Linked DNA regions of Homo sapiens: region 2 is linked to region 1. Evidence: chromatin loops called from intact Hi-C (ENCODE). Cell type or tissue: K562. All regions are shown on one strand. Links, peaks and the distances in the headings refer to the core of each region. The heading gives the core; the rest is flanking DNA. Region 1 overlaps LOC105377928 (a long non-coding RNA gene). Region 2 has its middle 42 kb from the start of LINC02532.

What was found. A loop is a pair of places that touch in the nucleus more often than their neighbours do. Peaks named below come from ENCODE experiments on the same cell type or tissue, not always from the same donor. Only the 100,000 strongest peaks of a DNase experiment are listed, where the experiment ranks them.
Region 2: a loop joins it to region 1, with 2.2 times the contacts of the local background. A loop is called at or near these places in 2 of 110 quality-filtered maps.

The regions. Positions count from the first base shown.
Region 1 is chr6:106,882,791-106,885,710 of GRCh38, forward strand. LOC105377928 (a long non-coding RNA gene) reads left to right here. Exons shown (of 3, transcript XR_942842.3): 2 at 1-421; 3 at 1,090-1,168. Among named protein-coding and RNA genes, the nearest start is that of CD24, 90 kb to the right of the region's middle. In K562, for the core only: a CTCF peak has its summit at 1,304; a DNase peak (open chromatin) is centred at 1,301.
Region 2 is chr6:106,827,992-106,830,911 of GRCh38, forward strand. No RefSeq gene overlaps it. Among named protein-coding and RNA genes, the nearest start is that of LINC02532, 42 kb to the left of the region's middle. In K562, for the core only: no CTCF peak of the experiment used is centred there; a DNase peak (open chromatin) is centred at 1,620; H3K4me3 peaks cover 188 bases.

The DNA of each region.
Region 1 (2,920 bases), core at 133-2,632:
AACAGCTATGGCACTGGGCCCAGGAAATAGAAGTGCTCCAACCTCTGCAAAGCCTAGAATGAAACACACAGGGGCAAAGGGGAAGACTTCCCTGAAAATCACTGACAAAAATCAGATTAATCAGAGAAAAGGCATAGAATTTATTTATCATGGTTTTATGTGACATGGGAGCCTTCAGAATGAAAACCCAGAGACACAGGGGAAACTGTTTGCTTTTATGCTTAGGTTCCACAAAGCATGGACAGATGTGTAGAAATATGATTGGGCAAAAAGGATATGAGCTAATGGTAATAGACTCAGTGGGGAAACCCAGCAAAACCTCTTTTCAGGTTCTTCTTGGCCTCTGTCCAGGATTTCTGCCTTCTGGGTATGGGCAGGACCCTCTCTGGAATAGAGTTTTTATAACCTACAGTCAAACAAGGTAAGTCAGATCATTTCTTTCTCTTTCTTTTTTTTTTTTTTTTTTTTTTTTTTGAGACAGGATCTTGCTGTGTTGCCCAGGCTGGAGTGCAATGGCACAAGCACGTAGCTCACGGCAACCTCGAATGCCTGGGCTCAGACAATCATCCTGCCTCAGTCTCCTGCTAATTTTTATTTGGTTTTTTTTAAGAACAGAATGTCACTATGTTACCCAGGCTGGACTTGAACTCCTGACTTCAAGCCATTCTCCCGCCTTGGCCTCCCGAAGTGCTGGGATTATAGGCGTGAGCCACTGCATCTGGCCGAAATAATTTCTTTATGGCCAGTTTTTATACAAAAAGGTGGGAGGCGGAATTAGAGTAATATTTTTTGGTCTTATGGCTGGTTTTGGGGGAAAAGGAGTTCTGGTTTCTATGACCCCCCTTGGGGAAGAGGAATTCTACTTTCCATGGCTGGCCTTAGGGGAAAGTGAGGAGCCAGAAACAGGAGGTCAGGAAAAGGTCAGAGAAAAACTTTTACTTCTGAGGCCTTTAAGATATCATTTTCTGAGTCCCAACAAACATCATGTAAGAATATGGAAACTGTAAGCAGATTTTAAACTCTCAGAGAGAGCTCCAAGCACAAGGGTGGGTGTAGTACTGCTCAGTTGCCCATTTTCTTCATTCACAGGGCCTGAGAAACCTGTGGCTGAGAAGCTGCTGGCCCAGCTGGTCCTCATCAGCCCATAAATACTGCATGCAAAAAGGATTAATAAATCAAATCTAAGAGAATTAAGAAGGGATATGACTACATCTTACAATTTAGCTCATTATTTTCCAAATTGGCTCATCTCTGGACTGTATTAAAGAAATCGGTGGTGTTATCTGACACATCCCAGACTACCAGAAGAGGCAGCGTTGCAGCATTAACAACAATCACGTGTGCACATAAGCAGGGAAGGCTCAAAAAGACCAAGAAAGTACTCAAGGTAATGGAGACCCAAGATGTGGTGATTCCAAAAGAGAAGCCTGCAATCTTGTTGTAAACTGTACAGTCTCACGTTTGCCCTGGTTACCCTGTGGAAACAGGACAGACCCATTGGGTAGGTTTTACCCATTTGTTGACTTTTCACTATTGCCAAATATAGGTCTCAGGAATTGCATTTTGTTGCTGGCTTAGTCTCATGCCTTTTTGAACCGCTCTCTATTAGGCACAGTAAAATAGAAGGAAATAGCCCCTCTTACATTGTAATGAGTGGCCCCTATAAAATCAGCAATAATCAGTTTGTGGGGCAAAGCCATGAGGATTCATCTAGAGGGCAAATTGCTGCCTCCTATCCCCTACCCACGTCATTCAAAATAAAAATAGAATAAAACCATAAATAAATGTAGAAGAGTTCAAAAAATCTGATATTTCCTACGACGACTACATCAACACTTTTGTATTTGTATATAAAATAATATATCCCTTCCAAAATCTCTCTCTCTTTCTCTGTCTCCTTTTTTCTCTTTCTCTCTCTTCTTTCTCTTTCTCTCTCTGTCTCTTTCTCTTTCTCTCTCTCTTTCTCTCTCTCTCTTTCTCTCTGTCTCTTTTTCTCTCTCTTTCTCTCTGTCTCTGCCTCAGCTGCTGGCGACCTCGACATGGGCCTGTAGCTGACTTCAAGGATCCCAGATGGAAGGTCCCAGCTACATCCTGGGGTCCATTCCATTATTACCCAAAACCGTAGAACGACCCAGTGCAGTCAGGTTATTATAGAGTCCTGAAGAAGACCCCTTATTGACAGATGTCAACAATTCTTAACTGTTTTCATCATCTGCCCCCACGATTTCTGTCATAAGCTAAATAAATGTACTTTGGTGGCATGATGTTTAGTATGATGGTTGCTAAAGGAGGAAGGGTTTCTGAAACTCCTGCGGAGTTTTCTTTCCCTGTTACTAGATACTTCTTCCAGGTAGCTGATAAATCTGTTAAAACAGAACATTTGTTTCTATGAACAATAAATACTACTGAATTGTCACATGTTCTGGCTTCTTTGCCATTTAACCAATAAAATGTGAAATTGCTGAAAGATAAATTTTTAGAAACTTTCAGGATTGGAAAATACTAATTTTCTTTTTTCTTTTTTTTTTTTTTTTGAAACAGAGTCTCACTCTGTCGCCCAGGCTAGAATACAGTGGCACAATCTCAGCTCACTGCAACCGCTGCCTTCCAGGTTCAAGTGATTCTCCTGCCTCAGCCTACTGAATAGCTGGGATTACAGGCACCCACCACCATGCCCGGCTAATTTGTGTTTTTAGTAGAGACACAGTTTCACCATGTTGGTCCGGCTGGTCTCGAACTCCTGACCTCAGGTGATATGCCCGCCTCAGCCTCCCAAAGTGCTGGGATTACAGGCGGGAAATACTAATTTTCTACCGGGCTTAAGATTGTAATTTTTTTTTCTGTGAAAATTTAACCTTTAAATTGCCTTTCAAGCTAATCTGACTTTGCTTTGTTTTCTCCTTCCTTCTGTTAACCTGTT
Region 2 (2,920 bases), core at 208-2,707, 55 kb before region 1:
TAATACATTATTTTGAATAGGTAATGCATATTATACGTCACTAAATTTAAAAGGAACAAATAAGTACACAATGAAAAGCAGATCTTCTACCCTGTTCTGTAGCCCTCTCTCCTGAGACAGGCACAGTCACCCTCTTCCTGTGATTTCCCTCCAACGTGGTTGCTATCATCTGAATGCATGTATGCCCCCAAAATTCATATGTTGAAATTCTAACCAAAGCCCTAAGTAATGATAGTGTTGGGAAATGGGCCCTTTGAGAAATGATTAGGTCATGAGGGTGGACCTCTCATGATTGAGATTAGTGCCCTTATAAAAGGGACCCAAAAGTGCTAGCTAGCCACTTCGACCATATGAGGACCCAGTGTCAAGGTGGCATCTATGAAGCAGGAAACAGGCCATCACCCGACATCAGATCTGTTGGCCCCTTGATCTTGGACTTCGTGACCTCCAGAATTCTGAGAAATAAATTTCTGTTGTTTATAAGCCACTTAGTTTCTGGTATTTTGTTATAGCCTCCCAAGTGGACCAAGAGAGTGGTCAAAGAACATGCAGACATATACATGTCTCCGTGTTTGCCACACAAATAGCATTGCATCGTATACCTGCCATCATCTGCCTCCAGCACCATATCTTGGCAGCTGCTCCCCATTACTGCGAATTCATTCCACAGTCCAATTAACCAGACCCCCATTGAAGGACACTGGGGTTGTCCCTCCATCTCTTGCTACTTACAAACATGCTTCCATGACTATCCCTGTGCAGATGTCCTGTCACAAAGTATATGTCTACATCCTGCAGTATTTCCTTATGAGGGGAGGAGGAGTGCATAATTTATTTAGCCAACTCAATATTGAAAATCATTTAGGTGATTTCCAATTTCTATGAAACAAACATTGCTGCATGAACATCCTTGTACATAAATCTCTTAGAATAATTCCATAAAAAGAAAGCGTTAGGTCAACATGTATTTGAAATTTAAATTTTTGTCAATATTGCCGATTTTCCTTCCAAAGAGCTTGCACTAACTTATACCTCTCCCAACTGTGTTTAAGAGTGCCTCTTCCCCTGCGGCCTTGCCTAAAGTGCTTATTATAAAAACTGTGATCTTTGACAATCTAATACGTGAAAAATATTATCCTGCTGGTAAGTTTTAATTAGCATTTATTTAATTATTCATGTGACTGGCCATTTTCTCCTTATGCTTATAAATCATCTCTCTGTCTCTAGTTGTTCTTTGCCCTGTTCTTTTTCCTGTTGCGTTGTAGGTCCTTTTCTTATTGAATTGCAAAACTTTTAAAAATATATTCAGTAAATTAGCTCTGTCTCCTATACATATGAGTTTATGTGTGTGTACATGTGAGAGGGTGGAGAAATAAAAATAAAATCCTAAGCCCCTCAACCAACTGAATGGATCCCTCTTGGCCATTGGGACACCAGAGAAACCTTGAAAACCGAGTTCCCAGCCATGATGGGGTGGGAGATCAGAACAACTCATTCTACTCTCTCCCTCGCCAACCACCATTAGGCTTCTTCCCTAAGTGTTAAACAGAAACCAGCCCTTTTGAAAGACTGGCTCCGCAACTGATATCAATCAACTGCCTGATGCTGCCTCTCCCTTTTTGCGGTCTCAACACAACTGACCAGCATTCTCTCCTGATAAGATACCACTGACCAAGGAGTGATTCTGGCCAGTCTACAGGGGCTGCACACAAAGGGCCTTCATGTCCTCTACTTCACCTGTTGAAGTCAGAGGGCCAGAAACCCCACCCTCAGATCCATGAGGAGGCACGAAGCTCAGTTGCACATGTGCATGTTTCTCCTTTAATAAATATTTATGACTCCTCTGATAGCTTATTAATTATGTATATCCAGCCACCTCACTCAGCATAAATTCCTATTCCTGTTACCCCTCCCATGAAGTGCCTGTTACTGGCTTCTGACCGGAGGCTACGCTTCCCAGCCTGTCAGAATGGCCACACTGCAAGCTGCAAACCTTTAGGAGAAATGAAGCTCTCCTTTCCAAATTTATGAACCTTATCATTCTTTAGTTGATAATGTGTATAAAATATATTCCTTAGATTTTTATTTGTATTTTGTGCCAGGCATGGTGGCTCACACCTGTAATCCCAGCATTGTGGGAGGCCAAGGTGGGTGGTTCACCTGAGGTCAGGAGATGGAGACCAGCTTGGCCAACATGGTGAAACCCTGTCTCTACTAAATATACAAAAATTAGCCCAGCATGGTGGCACACACCTGTAGTCCCAGCTACTAGGGAGGCTGAGGCAGGAGGATCGCTTGAACCTGAGAGGTGGAGGTTACAGTGAGCCAAGATCACGCCACTGCACTGCAGCCTGGGCAACAGAGTAAGACTCTGTCTCAAAAAAAAAAAATTATTTGTATTTTGAATATCTCTGTGGTAATTCTTTGCTATGCAGAAATCTAAATATTTTACGTAGTTAAACTTATTGGTCTTTTCTTTTGCTGCTTCTAATTTTGTCATAGATGGACTAAGAAAGTCAGGATCCACTGAGATAATCAAATTATATGGAATTATTTCATGTTTATTTCTAGTATTTTAAAAAATCATTTAACTATCTTACCCTTGTTAAATAAAAACCGTAAGAGGTATCAACCTCACAAAAGACACTAGAGAAAATTATCTTTAAATATGTGGGGTTTTCTCAGGAGTAGAAATAAGGGTTATAATCCATAACACATGAAATGGCAAGCCACCAGTGCATTTGATGAGGGAAGAGTAAAGGGAGCTTTAATTAGCAAAAAGAGATTTACATATGCTGATTAGAAACAGAATTGATTGGTTCCAAAGATTCAAAGCCACAGTTGTTGCAGTCACTGGGAGAGTGCTCTTTTGGGGACATCTGAGTTAATGCAGTCCTTATCAAAGCAGGAGATGCATGAA